2 separate regions of the Mus musculus genome follow, and region 1 is linked to region 2. Evidence: chromatin loops called from intact Hi-C (ENCODE). Cell type or tissue: left cerebral cortex. All regions are shown on one strand. Links, peaks and the distances in the headings refer to the core of each region. The heading gives the core; the rest is flanking DNA.

Region 1 (9,175 bases), core at 448-8,447, 1.8 Mb before region 2:
TGAATGGACTGAATAGCTTCATGCCATATACTATAATTTCAAATCTCTAGAGATTTAAAAGCAGACAGTATATTTTCAGAGTTTGCTAACTCACCAGGACAAAGTACAATTTAGGGCTAAGTAATTTACTAACTCCTGTGAGTTTCTCTTTGTGCTGCCTCTGCTCTTCTCCTTCTCTGCCTTTTCTAGCTTTGCATTGATGCAGAAGAGATATGTAAGGCTTGTTGTCACTGGTCAGAAATTCAAGAGAACATTTCCATTTCTGGAAATAAAAGTTAGGATTGAAAATGTCTGCAGAGCATGTGTGTTATTTTCTAAACATAAACATAATATATGCAAAAATAGTATTTTTACAAAGAAAAATTTTTGAGGACAATGGTACATGCCTGTCATCCCAGAAGAAGGGAGACTAAAACAGAATGATCTCAAGTTACAGGGTGATCTTGTTTCCAAAGGGAAAAATAGTGTGGTTAAGAATCTAATGTCTATGGAATCTTCTCTTGAATTGCTATTTAGTCAGACCCCAAAGCGAATGCCTGGCGTGGTGGTAGGAACAGAGTAAGGGTAAAGTGAATTGTGAAGGCAGCCTAGGCTAAATAATGTATTCAGGACCAGTCTTACAAACGTACAACTGCTCAGTTGCAATAAAACAAAACAACAGAAAAAAAGTCCCTTTTGTGAAATTCTAAAAATAGATGACTTAATGCAAAGGATACATATAGCAACTGCAGAGCTCCTGAGATAGGAATCTGTTATCACCAAACTGAATTCACTGAAAACAGAGTGGGGATAGCTGGGGATGAATAAGAACTGAACAAAAAAATAAAGTGAGACTTTCATTTATCATATATGTTTTGAAGTACAGGAGTTATGATACTTTGTAATTTAAAGAGAGAATGTTTTGGATATGTGAATCAAAGCTGTACTATCCAGGAAACAGAATAGAGAGATAAGGTTATGTTGAATAGTACATGCAGTAAGGAAATTATGGTACCATGGGCAGAGATTTTACTGGTAGAAAGATAAAGATACATTTTCCAAAATAACATGTTTTTTTTATTATTTGAGAATTTTACATAAGGCACTAAACTCATTTCCCAGTATGACTCCTAATCCTTCTGACCTCCAACTATCAAAATGAAGAGGAGGAAGAGGAGGAGGAAGAGAAGGAGGGAGAGGAGGAGTAGGAAAAGGAGGAGAAAAAGAAGATGAAAAGAAGAAGAAGAAGAAGAAGAAGAAGAAGAAGAAGAAGAAGGAGAAGGAGAAGGAGAAGGAGAAGGAGAAGGAGAAGGAGAAGGAGAAGGAGAAGGAGAAGGAGAAGGAGAAGGAGAAGGAGAAGGAGAAGGAGAAGGAGAAGGAGAAGGAGAAGGAGAAGGAGAAGGAGAAGGAGAAGGAGAAGGAAGAAGGGCAAGGGCAAGGACAAGAGAAAAAATGAGAGAAGGAGGAGGAGGAGGAAGAAGAAACTAAAACACAAGTTCAATCTGTGTTGTGCATATATTCAGTGGAACATGGTCAGGTATCAGATGTGTTTTGGAATTATATCTGGCAGGACTTAATGATGTATTGGATAAAGGGTCAAAAAGCAAATTGAGGAGTCTAAGGATTGGCCTTACCATCTAAATGAATAGATGTTTCATTTGGGAAATGGAAAGTTTGAAGTGTAGGCAGTAGATTATTAGATGGGTCTGCAGAGTTTGTCATGTTCTAGAAGTTTTAGATGTTTTCCAGATTGTCAAGAGTAGATATCAAGTAACTATGATATTTTAAATATTAATACATTAAGGATAGGCATTTGAGACAACTTTGAAAGTCCTAGTATTTTAGGTCACATGTGACATTGTGAAACAAATTAAATCATGATGAATATAACTGATGGATACAAAGGAAAGAAAAATCTGAAAATTACAATTCAAGTGTAAATGGCAGAAGAAGGTAGATCATAAATCAGGAAGTAAGAACACGTGACTAAGTGGATACAAAATAATTGAACTAATATGGCATCAGTAAAGCCCAGGAAAAGATCGCCCATTATGTCACAGAAGTGCTGTTGATTCCATCAGCAAGCCATGTGAAGTGGTACATATAGCAAGCCAAAAAGAAGGTTTTTGGCATTTGCCCCAAATCACCAAGTTATGACAAATATGTGAAGGGTTTCTTGGTTTTTAAGTTTGCTTTCAACTTCAGGCCAATCACAGAAAGCCAATACAGCAATCAATATATTAAATGTATTCTTGAACTTTCAAAGAGTGAAGAAAATTAAAGATATTATATTAATATACAGAATATGGTGAGTAAAGTAAACCACAAATGGTCCTTCCACCAACAGAAAACCATCAGTTTGAACTTGAGCCTTATTTCTTGTGGTAATTTATGTGAAAAAAAAAGAAAAGAAAGAAAGAAAAACAAGAAACCAATGAAGTTCATTTGGAATGTAATACTAATACAATCACAATTTAATAAAGATGCCATAATTTCATTAGTGTAGAAATGAACTACAATTAAAGTCATATTCTAGAGCAAAATAAATAAAACTTCCTATCTCTAAAGTCAAAGAGACCTAGATACAAGGAATTGAGGAACATGTAACTAATATCTTATCCAGCCCCTCTGGGCTCCCACAAACATCACCTGCCTCAAGTTGACTATACTTCATACAGTGAAATGTGACTATAGATAACCTTTAAGACACTGCATTTAAAGATAGATTTTTAAACTACAGTTTAATGCTTACACTCTCTATAAATTTTACCTGAACATATTGTACTCCTCTATGAATAGTTTTTGAGATTCTGGGATCATCTCAGGAAATAGAGTTTCAGGGCTATCTTGTATATGTGCATATAACATAAAGTAATATAATTATGCATCCTCCAAGATAAACCATGTGCCACCCTAATGTATTATCAAAGAATTGTGCAACAAAATGATTTTGTGGTCTCTAGGATTTGTGGATTATCAAATAACATGCTATCAAAATATCTTCCACTACTTATTTTTTTTTTTACTTGTTTTATCCTTGGTCCTTGATTTTTCCATTTATTTATATCTGAGTTGCTTTACGGTACCCATTCCAGTGGGCCACTAAGCAATTGTGAATAATAACATGATCTGAAAACTCACTGGTATCTCCTCCTGGGGCCCCAGTCACGACACCACCTTTTCTCCTTTTAGAAAAAAATAAAAATTAAAAAAAAAATTTAAACACTGAGATAGTGATAATTATTTTCCATTGCCAGGAACATATTTCACTAGGTGGCTCCACATTCCATATCTTCAAGCCTGTTCCAACATGATAGTATTAGGAAATTCAGAGCAGCAACAATTAAGAAAATAATCTCCAGTGTACACATATTTTTTTTCCTTTTAGCTCTTTGTGAACTGATTTTTTGTAAGAATTCCATCACAAAAAAATGAATATAAATTACTTATTTTTATGCTATTTTTTGCCTAACTCACTAGAATTCTCTGGAAAGCAGGTGCATTTTCTGTTTTGCTCATGTTACAGCAGGAAGAATCATGTCTGGCACACATGCCTGGCTCTGAGCAGATTTTCAAGTAATATTTATGGAATGATTAAATTAGTCAAGGAAAATATCAAATTCACTGCCATGAGATTTTGTAGATGAGTTGTCCTAGAAAAGCTTTCATATGTGGAACCATTTCCTGAGGTAGATAGACACTTGTTGGCAGATAGGGAGAAATTCCTGAGAAATACATGTATAGATTACATTTACACAAATTAACTTGTTAATTTTGAAGAATCTGCTTTATGTTGAATAGGGGCCAAATTAAATCTACTACCTCTTACAACACTTGTTTTGGAGTATTGATGGGATACAACTGACATTAATCATGTTTCCTGACCTAGATAACAAATTCCGTAGCAAAAGACCTTTTGCATATTCAGAATATAAGTCCAACTATGTAATAATTATATTGTGGTGGGTTTCTTTTCATATTTAAGCCGGCATTCTTCAGTTCCAGCTGGAAAGGAAAATTCCTGCTGAGCATCTTTAGGAGGCCCATTAGCCCATCTGTGTATGCTGGCATAAATAGGAATGAGTGGAAGGCAATCAAACCAAACCTGACATTTGTGCAGGAGGAGACTAGGGACCCCTTGTCCCTGGCTTGTGCTGCCAGTAGGGATAAATGAACAAAGATAGAATAAGATGCTTCTGCCAACTGCTTACATAGCTTCTAGAAGGTGCTTTTCATAAAATGCTTAGGAGAAGGGAAAGTTTGAGACCTGCAAAGTCTTTGTTTTCAAAGTAAAGTAAAAGGGACCTGGGCTAACTATTGCACATGTAATGGTAAAGATCACAATCAGAGAAAGGCTAACTAGAATTTGCATGATAAAATATGGGCCAAGACTTAAATGCACAGATTCTAACAATGAAAAGTAAAATTATATGGAATTATAACATTTAAAGATAAATGGGGGGTGGGGGGCAGGAGAGATGGCTCAGCAGGTAAGAGCACTGACTGCTCTTCTGAAGGTCCTGAGTTCAAATCCCAGTAACCACATGGCACCACCCGTAATGGAATTTGACGCCCTCTTCTGGTACGTCTGAAGACAGCTACAGTGTACGTATAATAATAAATAAATAAAAATGTTTTTAAAAAAATCTTAAAAAAAAAAAAAAAAAAAAAAAGGCCAGGCGTGGTGATGCATGCCTTTAACCCCAGCACTCGGGAGTCTGAGGCAGGCAGATTTCTGAGTTCGAGGCCAGAATGATCTTCAAAGTGAGTTCCAGGACAGCCAGGATTATACATAGAAACCCTGTTTTGAACCCCCCCCCCAAAAAAAAAGATAAATGGAGGGAAAAAAATCTCTTCAGCATTTGAAAGGGAAAAAAAGGTCCGTTCTTGAGAAGATAGACTATTCATGGCAACTGAAGAACACAAAGGAAAATTCTAATCTGGAGATAATGAAATATTTAATATTGTTCAAGTGGAGAAGGAAGAAATAAAATAATTTCAAGAAAAAAATCCTTAAGTGGTGGTCATGAGATAATAAAAAATGGTGGGAGTAGAGTAATGAGCCACTGACTGATCTAATTTGGCAATACGATCTTTTGCAGTGGGATAAGGAAAGCAAGATATACATATGCATATTCATGGATAGATCTGGTAGTCAGAAGACAAGGGGATTTTCATCACATTTTTTTTTCTGAGTTAAGATATCAGCTACATGTAATAAGCTTATTAGTGGGATTCTTTCATTTTCAAAGGAATGGAAGCCAGTATATAATGCAAGGAAGCCAAAGCAGTGAAAGGCCCACTGGGCAAAGTTCTAGAAACTTGAAGCTTGCCCATTCAGTGGGAATGGCCCAAAGTCAAGTTCTTTCCAGCTCAGAAGCACAGACTTCAGATGTAAAAACAGCTCCAGAGAGCTGAAGTTATGTTGAAGGCATGCCATTCAACAGAGGAACCTCAACAAGTAAATTTGCTTACCAACAAAATTTAGGGCATCTGACGGCCAATGCTGATGCCAAACAGCAGCCCTTTAACTTCACAGCAAGAATCCAAGGCAAGCAATGACAAAGATGGTTAAGACAGATATACTAGTGACAGGAAATAAAGCTTTAACCTACAACAGACATAGTCACCCTGAGGCACGATTTTCTCTGTCCAAGTACATTATTAGTGCAGCATGCGGTCTGTGATTGGACAAAGAAAAGGGAGGTGACCTTAAGAGTTGCAGAGACACCATCTGGGGAGAGAGGGGAAAGGCCAAGATGGAGGCTGGCGGACAGGAAGAAGAACCTGTGTCAGGATGGTTTTAAATAGATACAGGTAGTTATGATATCTTAAAGGTTAGAATAATTGGGATAATTTGTCTAATATGAGTGGGCAGCTTTTATGTTTATCAATTGTTTCTGAAATTATTGTAGCAGCATCTTGTGAATTGAGAATTTATTGATATATAAGTCTGACTTTTTAATTATAAGCTTCTAGAATTTTGTTTCTAACGGGTTGTTGGTTTTGTGTTGTCTGACCATGGGGTAGATAGTCTTTGTGTGGGGCTGGCGTGACAGTGAAGGGAACTCAGGAGCTCTGCCTTGCTGGAGAGTTGGCAGGCAGAGAGTAGCCATTCAGGACCATACCAGGTCAGAAAGTAGATGGATTGTGCATGGGCACTTGTCGGTTCTACTTAGTTACTGGATGTGGGTCCACCAATTGCAGGGGTTTATGGCTAAGAAAGAACTAGCAGCTCTAGAAACAAGCGAACCAGAGCTGGGAACACAGCTACTGGTCACTGTGGGGGCTAACTAGAGAGAGTACCCTGGTGGCACAGTGCAGGGACAGAGTGGCCAGCTGTAGCTCAGGAAGCTTGCCGGTTGTTTTTAATATTTCTTACAACAACAACAACAACAACAACAACAACAACAACAACAACACACATTCACACAAAACCCACCACTAACAACAACAAAAGAACTCTTCTTTATATTTGATAACACCAACAGAGGGTTGGAATATTTCAAATGCAAGCCCTCTATTATGTTTTCCTACATAAAGTCCCTTTAAAGTGATGGCATTTTAAATCATAAAAGTTCCTCATCAGAGGTCCAGATCATTTCAACAATTTTATTTATTTATTTATTTATTTATTTATTTATTTATTTATTTATTGTTGTTTTTCATTTATCTATCTATTTATTTATTTATTTTTGGTTTTTTGAGACAGGGTTTTTCTGATTAGCCCATTTATTTTTTTATTTTTATTTTTTATTTTTTGTATACCCCCTTTTTATTTATTTATTTATTTATTTATTTGTTTGTTTGTTTGTTTATTTGTTATATGTAAGTACACTGTAGCTGTCTTCAGACGCACCAGAAGAGGGCATCAGATCTCATTACGGGTGGTTGTGAGCCACCATGTGGTTGCTGGGATTTGAACTTCGGACCTTCGGAAGAGCAGTCGGGTGCTCTTACCAACTGAGCCATCTCACCAGCCCCATTTATTTATTTTTTATTAGATATTTTCTTTATATACATTTCAAATGCTATCCCAGATGTCCTTTATACCCTCCCTCCGCCCTGCTCCCCTACCCACCTACTGCTGCTTCTTGGCCCTGGCATTCCCCTGTACTGGGGCATATAAAGTTTGCAATACCAAGGGGCCTCTCTTCCCAATGATGACTGACTAGACCATCTTCTGCTACATATGCAGCTAGAGATATGAGCTCTGGGGGGTACTGGTTAGTTCATATTGTTATTCCACCTATAGGGTTGCAGACCCTTTTAGCTCCTTGGTTGCTTTCTCTAGCTGCTCCATTGGGGGCCCTGTGTTGCATTCAATAGATGACTGTGAGCATCCACTTCTGTATTTGCCAGGCACTGGCATAGCCTCATATGTGACAGCTATAGCAGGATCCCTTCAGCAAAATCTTTCTGGCATATGCAATAGTGCCTGGTTTTGGTGGCTGATTATGGGATGAATGCCCAGGTAGTGTAGTCTCTAGATAGTCCATCCTTTCTTCTTAGCTGAGAAGCACCTGAAAAAATGTTCAACATCCTTAATCATCAGGGAAATACAAATCAAAACAACCTTGAGATTCCACCTCACACCAGTCAGAATGGCTAAGATCATAAATTCAGGTGACAACAGATGCTGGCGAGGATGTGGAGAAAGAGGAACACTCCTCCACTACTGGTGGGATTGGAAGCTTGTACAACCACTCTGGAAGTCAGTCTGGAGATTCCTCAGAAAATTGGACATAATACTACCGGAAGATACAGCAATACCTCACCTGGGCATATACCCAGAAGAGGTTCCAACTGGGAATAAGAACACATGCTCTACTATGTTCATAGCAGCCTTATTTATAATAGCCAGAAGCTGAAAAGAACCCAGATGTCCCTCATTCATGCACACATATAAACACACATGTACTGGCACATGTACATACATGCACGCACATACACATAGATACAGAAAATAAACTCCAATAAAGAAAGGAACTAGCCATTTGACATTTTTCTTCTGTTTGTGCGTCAGTTATACAGCCAGGATGCAATAGTCAGCTCACAAACACTATGCAGTGAACTGTGCAATAAGTAAGAAAACACGCAGCTTCAATTACCCTTGTCTAGTTTCTTCTCTGATGATAGATAAGGTGAAGTTGGATTTGGGGGAAAATAAAGTAAAAAGCCACGTATTTTCCTTAGGTGGCTAGAGAAGTTCTTTTCACATGATGTACAAAGAATGCGGTTAGAGTATTTTCAGAAATTAATTTGAATTTTAAACTTTGACTTTTTATATTTGAAATATCACTCTGACAAATGTGTCAGTCAATTGCAGAAGTGTGAACTTTGGTAAAGTAGTGAGTGGCTCAATATTGAGTAGTCCTCAAATGGGTGGTAGCATTTTGAAAATAAATTCATCTATCCAGATCACAGAGCATTATTTAATTTGAGATAGGCTACTTCAATCTTATAAAAAACCTTCTGTTCATGTTTATTTCAATATGGTTTGATGGCATAGTAGGAAAAACTTGAGTTTGAAACTTGACATATTATTTCCAAGGAGTGCATTCAGAAAACATAATGATGAAGAGTGCCAACATAGTTTGTTAGAAAAAGGCAAGTCATGTAATTTCCATTCTTACTAACTGTTGCCTTGGGACAATGTGACATTAGAAACTGTGAAAAAATATTTCTGTAGGAAAGAAACCCTGAAGTTTTGTTAAATGTTATGTTTTAAAAGTTTATTTTCATGAAGAACCTGTAGACCCTTACTACAATTATAAAGTTTAACACACACACACACACACACACACACACACACACACACACACACACACACACACAAACACACACATACACAAATAACATCATTAAATGGTAGAAAAACGCAAGAATCTCCAGTTACCACAGTCGGGGCCTCTATGATGCTCACTTTGTGAAGCAGTTTGGTCTTCTGTCACAGCTAAATATTTTGCCCCAGATGTTATCTTTATATTTACCAAGAGGATTGAAACAGATGCTGACCGCAAATCCTACATATTCACATTTATGGCAGCTCTACTCATAATCACTGGGCCTTAGAAGCAACTTACACCTTCACCAATAAGTGGACTGGACTTAGTTTATGGCATATGGGGACAAAAGATGAATAGAAATGAGCTATCATTTCATGCAAAGCAGAAGACAGTCTGAAAGGGCCACA
Region 2 (9,175 bases), core at 544-8,543:
TCGGTGATGATAATATAATACTTCTACGAAATGCTGTGCAATGGGAAACCAGAGTTCCCAGCCAGCCACATGATAACAAAGGTAAACAACTGTGCCTCTATACTTTGCAACTACTGCAGGTGAACTGCATTACTAAGACTAATACTAATCCTCAGGGCATATTGCCTTACACTAATTTTAATTTATGGTGGGTTATTAAACTATATAACTCTGTCATAAACCTATCAATATCTGAATAGGATTTATTTTTTACCATGAAGCCTTCAAATTAATCTCATTCTGCAAGGGATGTTTTCAAATTCTATCCTGAGTTTTCAAAATATATTATTTTTGTATAAGAAAAATAGGGAGAAAAATTAAATCTCTAACTCTGGTTAGTCACTGAGATAAAAATGAGACTTCTAGAAGAAATATCTTTCTTCTTCACTTTCTGTGAGTTGCAACAAAAAAAAAATCTCTGAATTAGTAACTGAGTGAGAAATGTAGAGGGCAGTCTATTTCCCAATGCCCAGCATCTATAGAAATAAAATTAATGAACACCTGCGACATGGAAGAGTTGGATATTAAAGTTCATGCTGCAAGTAGCTACTGTACAATATCAATTTCAAATGACATCCTGAAGTCTTGTGCGGCCGCATTCATCTCTGTATTTGTCAGAAGTCATTTCGTTTCCCATGATTCATTTCATTTGTACTATAATGTATTAGTTGGATACTCTATTGATCCTTGTTCCATCCAATTTGGACTTTCACAGACAGACAAAAATTCGGTTTGAAAGATAACTATTGTAATCTGCACACCAGTAGCAGTAAGGACATTAACAAAACAACATGCCTGGGTAAACGGCTCCATTGAGATGCCATTGAAGGGAATGCTGGCTTCAGAATAAACAGGTAGTCAGCTGGGTTTTACATATCCATTTCTCTTGATTTATGGGCAAATAGATAATTAGGGCATTATGCAAATTGTTCCACAAATCTGGATAAATGCATAGTCAAATCTTTATTTTCCTGATCAATTAATAGCTTGAGCATCATTTGTAATATCAGAAGAAAGTTTAATCAGTAAATGTTGAGTGACTAGTGTATGAGTCACTTTTCTGAATCACAATTTAAGCTTCAGTTGGCTCAAGGTCTACTGGTCCTGTCTTTAGAGGCAACTCAATCCCTCCATTAACTAAGAACTTAACTAGTCTAAACATCTTTCTAGAAGGCCAACCTCTACATTCTGAGAAAGAAAGATCTATTTTTCCAACAGTTTCACTCTGGTCCTTCCTTCCTTGGGGTACACAGAGTTAAAACACCTGCCAATAGTCTGGTGGCTGATGTTGGGTGCTGATTTTTGTTAGCTGATCATTCCATTCCCACCTAAAAACCTAATGAATCTTAAAATAAGGCTAACTCAATTTGAGCTGGACAAATCCTACAGTTGAGCTTCCTTCCACCCATCATTAGCTTGCCCTAGGAGGAAAGCCACAGTGACCAGGCAGGAGTTCACTTTCTCTCTGTGAAGCCCTGTGACTCTGATTGTACATGGCCTGCTATTCATAGAGGGATATCCTGCAATCCTCAGAAGGCATTACATCATCAAAATACATTCATTTATTCATTCATTCATTCATTCATTCATTCTTTCCATCACAGTCAGGCACTGTTCTTAGCTCCTACTGCCTGAAAGAAGAACCTTTGTTGAGGAAGGTACCTCATACCCATGAAGGATTCACATCTAAAATGGAAAGAATGACTGTCTGACAGCTATCTCCCTAAAATACAAGGTAAAGGCCACTATAGGACCTTCCACTGAACATCCCTTATAAGAATGAATGAGTAAAATGTAAAACAAAGAAAAGGGGGAAACAGTTTAACAGTTTAATGACAGTGGAAACTAATATCAGTTCCTTTCCCAAAGGTATTTTTTTTTCTTATAGATGTATGTTATCTTTTTTTTTTCATTTTTTATTAGGTATTTAGCTCATTTACATTTCCAATGCTTATACCAAAAGTCCCCCATACCTACCCACCCCCACTTCCCTACCTGCCCACTCCCCCTTTTTGGCACTGGCGTTCCCCTGTTCTGGGGCATATAAAGTTTGCAAGTCCAATGGGCCTCTCTTTCCAGTGATGGCCGACTAGGCCATCTTTTGATACATATGCAGCTAGAGTCAAGAGCTCCGGGGTACTGGTTAGTTCATAATGTTGATCCACCTATAGGGTTGCAGATCCCTTTAGCTCCTTGGGTTCTTTCTCTAGCTCCTCCATTGGGAGCCCTGTGATCCATCCATTAGCTGACTGTGAGCATCCACTTCTGTGTTTGCTAGGCCCCGGCATAGTCTCACAAGAGACAGCTACATCTGGGTCCTTTCGATAAAATCTTGCTAGGGTATGCAATGGTGTCAGCGTTTGGATGCTGATTATGGGGTGGATCCCTGGATATGGCAGTCTCTACATGGTCCATCCCCAAAGGTAATTTTTATGAAGAAAAAATGAACTTTAAAAAGTATGTTAGTGTTTGTAGCTAGCTATGTAACCAGAAACTGTATGTTAACAACTTAAAAGTTAAAAACTGAAAAACACAAATCATCTTATCAACGGGTGGTAAAGGATTTAATCATGAAAGATGTGTAGTTTACCCTAAGCCTATGAGAAAGGCTCAGCATTCTTAGCCACAAAGAAAATGCAAACCAAAACTGCTCTCAGGTTCCATCCACCCTTGTTAGATGGGCTATCCTTAGGAAAACAAATGAGGCCAGGCATGGTGGCACAGACCTTTAATTGCAGCACTCAAGAAGCAAAGGCAGATCAACTTCTGTGAGTACCAGGCCAGCCTGGTCTACATAGCAACTTTCAGGTCAGCTAGGGTTACATAGTGAAGCTCTATCTCAGAAAGGAACAAAGGAAAGAAGGAAGGAAGGAAGGGAAGGAGGGAGGGAGGGAGGCAAGCAAGACAACCAATGATAGCAAGGATGGGTGTATTGGAGGCAGGAACCCTTATTGGAACCTATTGGTAATCTCACAGTGCAGGCACTACAGAAGTCAGTGTTCTCTCAAACAGTTAAACACAGAGCCACCATGTGGTACTACTAAATCCCTCTTAAGTCTACACCCAAAGGAATCAAACACAGCAGAGATGAGGCACGCTGGTGTTCATGGGGAAACTCTGACATAGCCCTAGCTGTGGAATCAGTGAAAGAATGCATAAAGAGGATGTGGCACACATAGACATGCAGGAAAAGATAAATGGTGGCCCTGGGATTCAACATGGTAAATAAACCAGACAAGTGCATTGTGGATTTTTTTGTAGGCAGCCAGGCGCCTAAAAGATGGCGCCGGCCTCCAGTACACCATCACCGTAAACAACGCCACTGTACAGGCCAGAATAAACTCCTTTCCCTTTACATTGCTTTTGTCTAAATATACTTGAACTCTATCTTAAGATAGGTAACTTTATCTTGAATGAATTTTCTGTTTCAGGTATTTTCAAATGAAAATACTTTCACCAGTGTATTTAATTTCTGACTTTAACATCAACCCACAACACCCATTCTTCCCTATAAACAGAAATCAGATTACCAGTGCGATGATACCTACCAGTAATCTCAGCCCAATGAGGGGGTTAGCAGGAGGATCTTGAGTTCAAGACTGGCCTAGTTATCTGGCTCTAAAAAGAAAGGCACATGAGGAGGAAGTAGGAGAACAAAGTCTCATCCATGTGTCTTTATGATGGCTCTTCCCGCAGCTTCCTCTGTAATACAGTGGCACTTACCTCTTGCCTTTCCAAGGTCGCAGAGCTATGGCCAAAAGTGGTCACTCAAGCTTACTATTTCCTAATAGCATCGCCAAGCAAAAGAAGTCTGCTTGTGCCAAAACTTGTGTCAGCTCCACGTGTAAACAGTGATGTTGCTGGTAATATTCAGTCTGCACATTAGTTGATGATTACAGCTGAGAGTTTTAAATGATGAGCACCTATGTCTCCATTTGATGACAGTAATGACTGCTTATCTGGGATATCTGGCTTAGCTGGGGCATCCCTAAGCCACAGGGAGACCAATCTTTATCCATCAGAGGTATGGAAGTGGGGTTGCTCAGCCAGGCTCATCCATCTACCTATGTCTCATTTGTCTACTTAGTAGCTTCATGTCCTTCCTCTCAATGTCATTAGATCTCGTTCCCTCTGCTTCTCCTTACAGTGGACACGATGGTATCCATCCCCAGAGTATCAGCAACATTGGACACATTTATTATGATTTTTAGATAGAGAACACATGCTCTTTAGAAAAATGCTCTATCCTGCACACTCTATTGGGTAAAGAAAGACTAGAGAAATTTCAATTTAACCCGAAGAGTTCCTCCAAATGAAGTGGAGGCAAAAAGCTTGAGTTTTCACATCAAAATACGAGCCTTTCTGGCACACAAAATAGAAACGTAACAACATTTTGTTCAACAAATAAATCTGTGACTTGCCACACTGTATATAAGGTATTCTGAATTGGACTATAAATGAGATACGGCACACTGTGAGAGGCTTCGCAGAAAAGCAGAGCGAAAACCCTTGGGCTTTACAAAGCAGTGAAGAGGGGAGATCCAACGAGTCTGTTCTTAATAAAGCAGAGATCCCAGGAAAGAGAATGAGGCTTAGGAAAAGAGTGAGGATTACCAGAAGCGGGCAAGAGGAAAATGAGTGAGAGCCTGAGAAACAGTCAATCAAATGCCTGTCTCGGCCAGAAACACCATCCCCAACTACCGGGGCTGCAAACCAGTCCGGGAGAGCCACCTAGTGTTCAAGCCTGTAAACGCATCTTCTCTCCCGGACCTGTCAATGGAAGTTGACAGCCAGCACAGATGACTAGAACCTACCCAATCTTATGACCCACTCAGTGGTTTTGGGTATAAGGAAACTGAATTTAAAAAGAAAGCTTAATAGATAAACGTCGGCAATACAACATGCATGCTGGAGTAGAACTCAGAAGGTCAGCTTTCTTTCTCTATACCCTTTTTCCTCTGAGACAGCTCACTTCAAATCCAAGTGGTCCTTTTCAAATTGTTCTCTTGCATCCAAGGGATAGGTAGCAATGCCCTCTACCGAAACACTATTGCCATTGAAGTTAAGATGACCTGTTAGCCAGGGATGGTGACACTGACCCTTAATCTCAGCTTCAGTCAGAGCTCTGGGTGTTCAAGGCTAGCCTGGTCTACAAAAGAAGTTCCAGGACAGGGCTGCAAAGTGAGACCCCATTTTAGACAACAAGAACAACAGCAATACAGGGTTCTTGAAGCAAGATGCATGGTCCAGGGAGACTTAGTCCTTCTTAGTCCAAAACTAAGAAAAATGCTAACATTCCTGAATTTCTGGGCATGTAGTATTGTATGTACATATTCATTTGTGCATGAGTGCATGCGAGTTTGAATACATGTGCGTGCATGCTTATGAAGACCAGGAGTCAAGTCGTGTTTCCTCAGTCACTCTCCACCTTATTTTTGAAGCAGGGTTCCCTCACTGAACCTTGAGCTCATTCATCCCACTAGACTTGTTGGCCAGTGAGATCCAGGAGCAGCCTGTCTCCACCCTTCCAGTGCAGGGATTGCATGTGCAGTGCAAAGGCCGGATTATTTTCTTAAGTGGTTTCTACAGATCCAGACTCGGAACCCCACAATTGCACAGCAAACACGTCACCAATGGTGCCATCTCCAGACCCCCATTCATAAGTTTCTTGGATGTACTAAGCACTGGACTGGTGATGTCAGAAGTATTATCTCCAATCCTTGCAGAAGGTTTGCCAATCAAGAAACACACAGAAATTCTACATAGAAATCGAAACTCAGGGAATGGGTGTGGTAATTTTAATAAGAGTGGCCCTCACAGGCTGTTATTTGAATGCTTGGTCATCAGAAAAGGGCACTATTTGAGAAGGAATCGGAGGTGTAGCCTTGTTGGAGGAAATATGTCACTGATAGGGAGTGCTGCTTTGAGATTTCAAAAGCCCAAGCCAGGTCCAGTATCTCTCTTTCTGCTGCCTGTAAATTGGGATGTAGAACTCTCAACAGCTTCTCCAGCAATATGTCTGCCTGCCTACCACCATGCTCCCCTCCATGATAACCAACTAAACCTCTGAAATTTTAAGCAAACCCTCATAAAATGCTCTTCTTTGTAAGAGATTCCATGGTCATGGTATCTCTTCACAGCAACAGCACAGTGACTAGATGCCTGCCCCAAAAAGGATTATGAAATGTTACACACAGTTGAATCATGGTAATAAAATTCTTTAGCAGGAAAACTGTGAAGCACCAGACAACAGTCACCTGGTCATTCTGATCTAGTGCTTAGGTTTCTGCTGATTCTCAAGCCCAGTAAGACAAGAAATAACCTCAAAGAAGCCGTTTCTTTCCTGTGACAGTTCCTTTTTTAGATTTGAAAGAAAATGAATTGAAATATAATTACATCACTTCCTTTTTTCCTGTCCTCCCTCAAACTCCTCCCCCATCTTTCTCTCACTCCTCTTAAATTGATGGCCTCTTTTGAGTAATAAATTTATATTATATTATATTTATTATATTATATATACATAAATGTATAAATATAAGCTGCTGAGTCCGTTTAGTGTAGATCATTTGTATATGATTCCAGGGCTGGCCATTTTGTCTTAGATAATCAGCTAGAGGGTTCATCCATAAGAGAGACTAATTCTCTCTCACAGCAGTCACTAGTCCCTTGTAGTTCTTTCCCTAGGGGTGGAATCCCGTGAGATTTTCTCCTTCTCTGTTAGCATATCTACTGATGTGAACATTGTGCTGATCTAATTTAGGCAGCCACATTATTGACATATCATGGGTGAAGCTTCCTTGTCATTTCTAGAAGTCACGATCTTACTCCTAGTCCTCTGGTCTTTATTATCTTTGTGATATCTCTCTCTCTCTCTCTCTCTCTCTCTCTCTCTCTCTCTCTCTCTCTCTCTCTCTCTCTCTCTCTTCTTCAATTTTCCTTAGCCTTAGCTGGAGGAATTGTGTTGTAAATGTACCCATTGGGGCTGGGTGATAATTCATTAATCTCTGAATTATGCCCTACTGTGGTTTCTTGTAATAGTCACTGTAAAGAGAAGCTTTTTACCATGAGGGGTTGGAAGCTACACTTATCTGTTTGTATAAGAATAAGTAATTGCTTAAGAATTACAGGGGTCTGATAAAGTGACAGTTGTAGATTATCTTCTAAAATCCATGATCTATCTCTGGGTAGTTGGCTAGGCTTCCAAATCCAGGCATAATTTCTCTCTTATTGAGTGGGCCTTATTATACAGGTGTTGATTACCACCAAGATATGAGTCAGTATTTAACCTTAATAGGTATCTTCCTATGCTGGTCATTGTCATAGTTCAAAGGTGTCACAGATGGATAGCACAATCTTTCCTGCTTGGCAGCATACATGGTACTTTCTGGTCCTATGAAAGCAAGAGCACAGGAAGGAGGTTTTTAGGTCAGATCGAGTTCTTCAATCTCTGAGGAGTCGGTAGCCAAGGCTGCAGCAATAGCCTATAGTATTTTGAGGAGTCACTTGGACTACCATTATCAACAACTGTGAGCTTCTCGTGACTGGTACTGCGGTATTTGTTAGACTATGACTCCTATGGGGAGCAATGTCAGGCATAACTTCAAGATTAGATAGATGATAGATAGATAGATAGATAGATAGATAGATAGATAGATAGATAGGATGGATGAGATGGATGAGATAGATGATAGATAGATAGATAGATAGATAGATAGATAGACAGATGATAGATGATATAGATGATAGATAGATAGATAGATAGATAGATAGATAGATAGGATGGATGAGATAGATGAGATAGATGATAGATAGATAGATAGATAGATAGATAGATAGATAGATAGATGATATAGATGATTGATAGATAGATAGATATAGATAGATAGAGATAGATAGATAGATAGATAGATAGATAGATAGATAGATAAGATGGATGAGATAGATGAGATAGATGATAGATAGATAGATAGATAGATAGATAGATAGATAGATGATAGATAGATAGATAGATAGATAGATAGATAGATAGATAGATAGATAGATGCATACATACATACATGCATACATACATACAGACAGACATAGATGATATAGATGATAGATAGATAGAAAGATACATACATGCATACATACATACATACATAGTTGATAGATGATAGATAGATAGATAGATAGATAGATAGATAGATAGATAGATGATATAGATGATTGATAGATAGATAGATTGATAGATAGATAGATAGATAGATAGATAGATAGATAGAGATAGATAGATAGATAGATAGATAGATAGATAGATAAGATGGATGAGATAGATGAGATAGATGATAGATAGATAGATAGATAGATAGATAGATAGATAGATAGATGATAGATAGATAGATAGATAGATAGATAGATAGATGCATACATACATACATGCATACATACATACAGACAGACATAGATGATATAGATGATAGATAGATAGAAAGATACATGCATACATACATACATACATACATAGTTGATAGATGATAGATAGATAGATGATAGATAGATAGATAGATAGATAGATAGATAGATAGATAGATAGATACAAATATAAGTTAAGTAAATATAAAATGTGATTCCTTGAAGCTTTATCAAGCATCCTTCATAATATTGGTCCCACTCCAGTCCTTCTCCTTGTGCATGGATCTCCCTCCTCCAACCCCTCCTGGAGTCTAGGACATAAACTGAGAACAAGCTCTTAGTTATTTTTCTGATCACTGTAATAGAATACTCAGCAGAAGCATAAAAATGAGTGATATATTTGGTATCATTAAACTTCCGATATCTGTAGAGCTTCATAGCCAGAAAAGTGCAGCAGGCAAATCTTCAACAATAGGACCATGAGGGCTCACCTACTCACACTGGCTAGACCCTCAGAAATGGAAGAGGATGTAAGCTTGAAAGACCCATCCCTAATGACCTATCCCCTACAATACTCTACTTCCCTAGTGTCTCCAAGCTGTGCTATAAGCTAGGGAAGTAGGGACCAAGCCATTGGAAAATGTGTACCCTGAATATCCCAGCACCAGTCAGGACAGCTGTCGCCACCAGTTTGCTGTTTCCTCTGTTTTCATGCAGTTGTCTTGCACCACCATAACTATAA

The links. Hi-C counts contacts between places; a loop is a spot of excess contacts. Peaks named below come from ENCODE experiments on the same cell type or tissue, not always from the same donor. Only the 100,000 strongest peaks of a DNase experiment are listed, where the experiment ranks them.
Region 1: it touches region 2 in a loop (3.0-fold over the local background); 3 of 42 quality-filtered maps call a loop at or near these places.

The regions. Positions count from the first base shown.
Region 1 is chr8:58,665,226-58,674,400 of GRCm38, forward strand. The region is part of intron 1 of Galntl6 (UDP-N-acetyl-alpha-D-galactosamine:polypeptide N-acetylgalactosaminyltransferase-like 6); the gene reads right to left. Among named protein-coding and RNA genes, the nearest start is that of Gm15881, 31 kb to the right of the region's middle. In left cerebral cortex, for the core only: a CTCF peak has its summit at 3,261; a DNase peak (open chromatin) is centred at 4,075.
Region 2 is chr8:60,462,366-60,471,540 of GRCm38, forward strand. No RefSeq gene overlaps it. Among named protein-coding and RNA genes, the nearest start is that of Aadat, 39 kb to the right of the region's middle. In left cerebral cortex, for the core only: a CTCF peak has its summit at 4,775 (motif pointing left); a DNase peak (open chromatin) is centred at 4,735; H3K4me3 peaks cover 468 bases.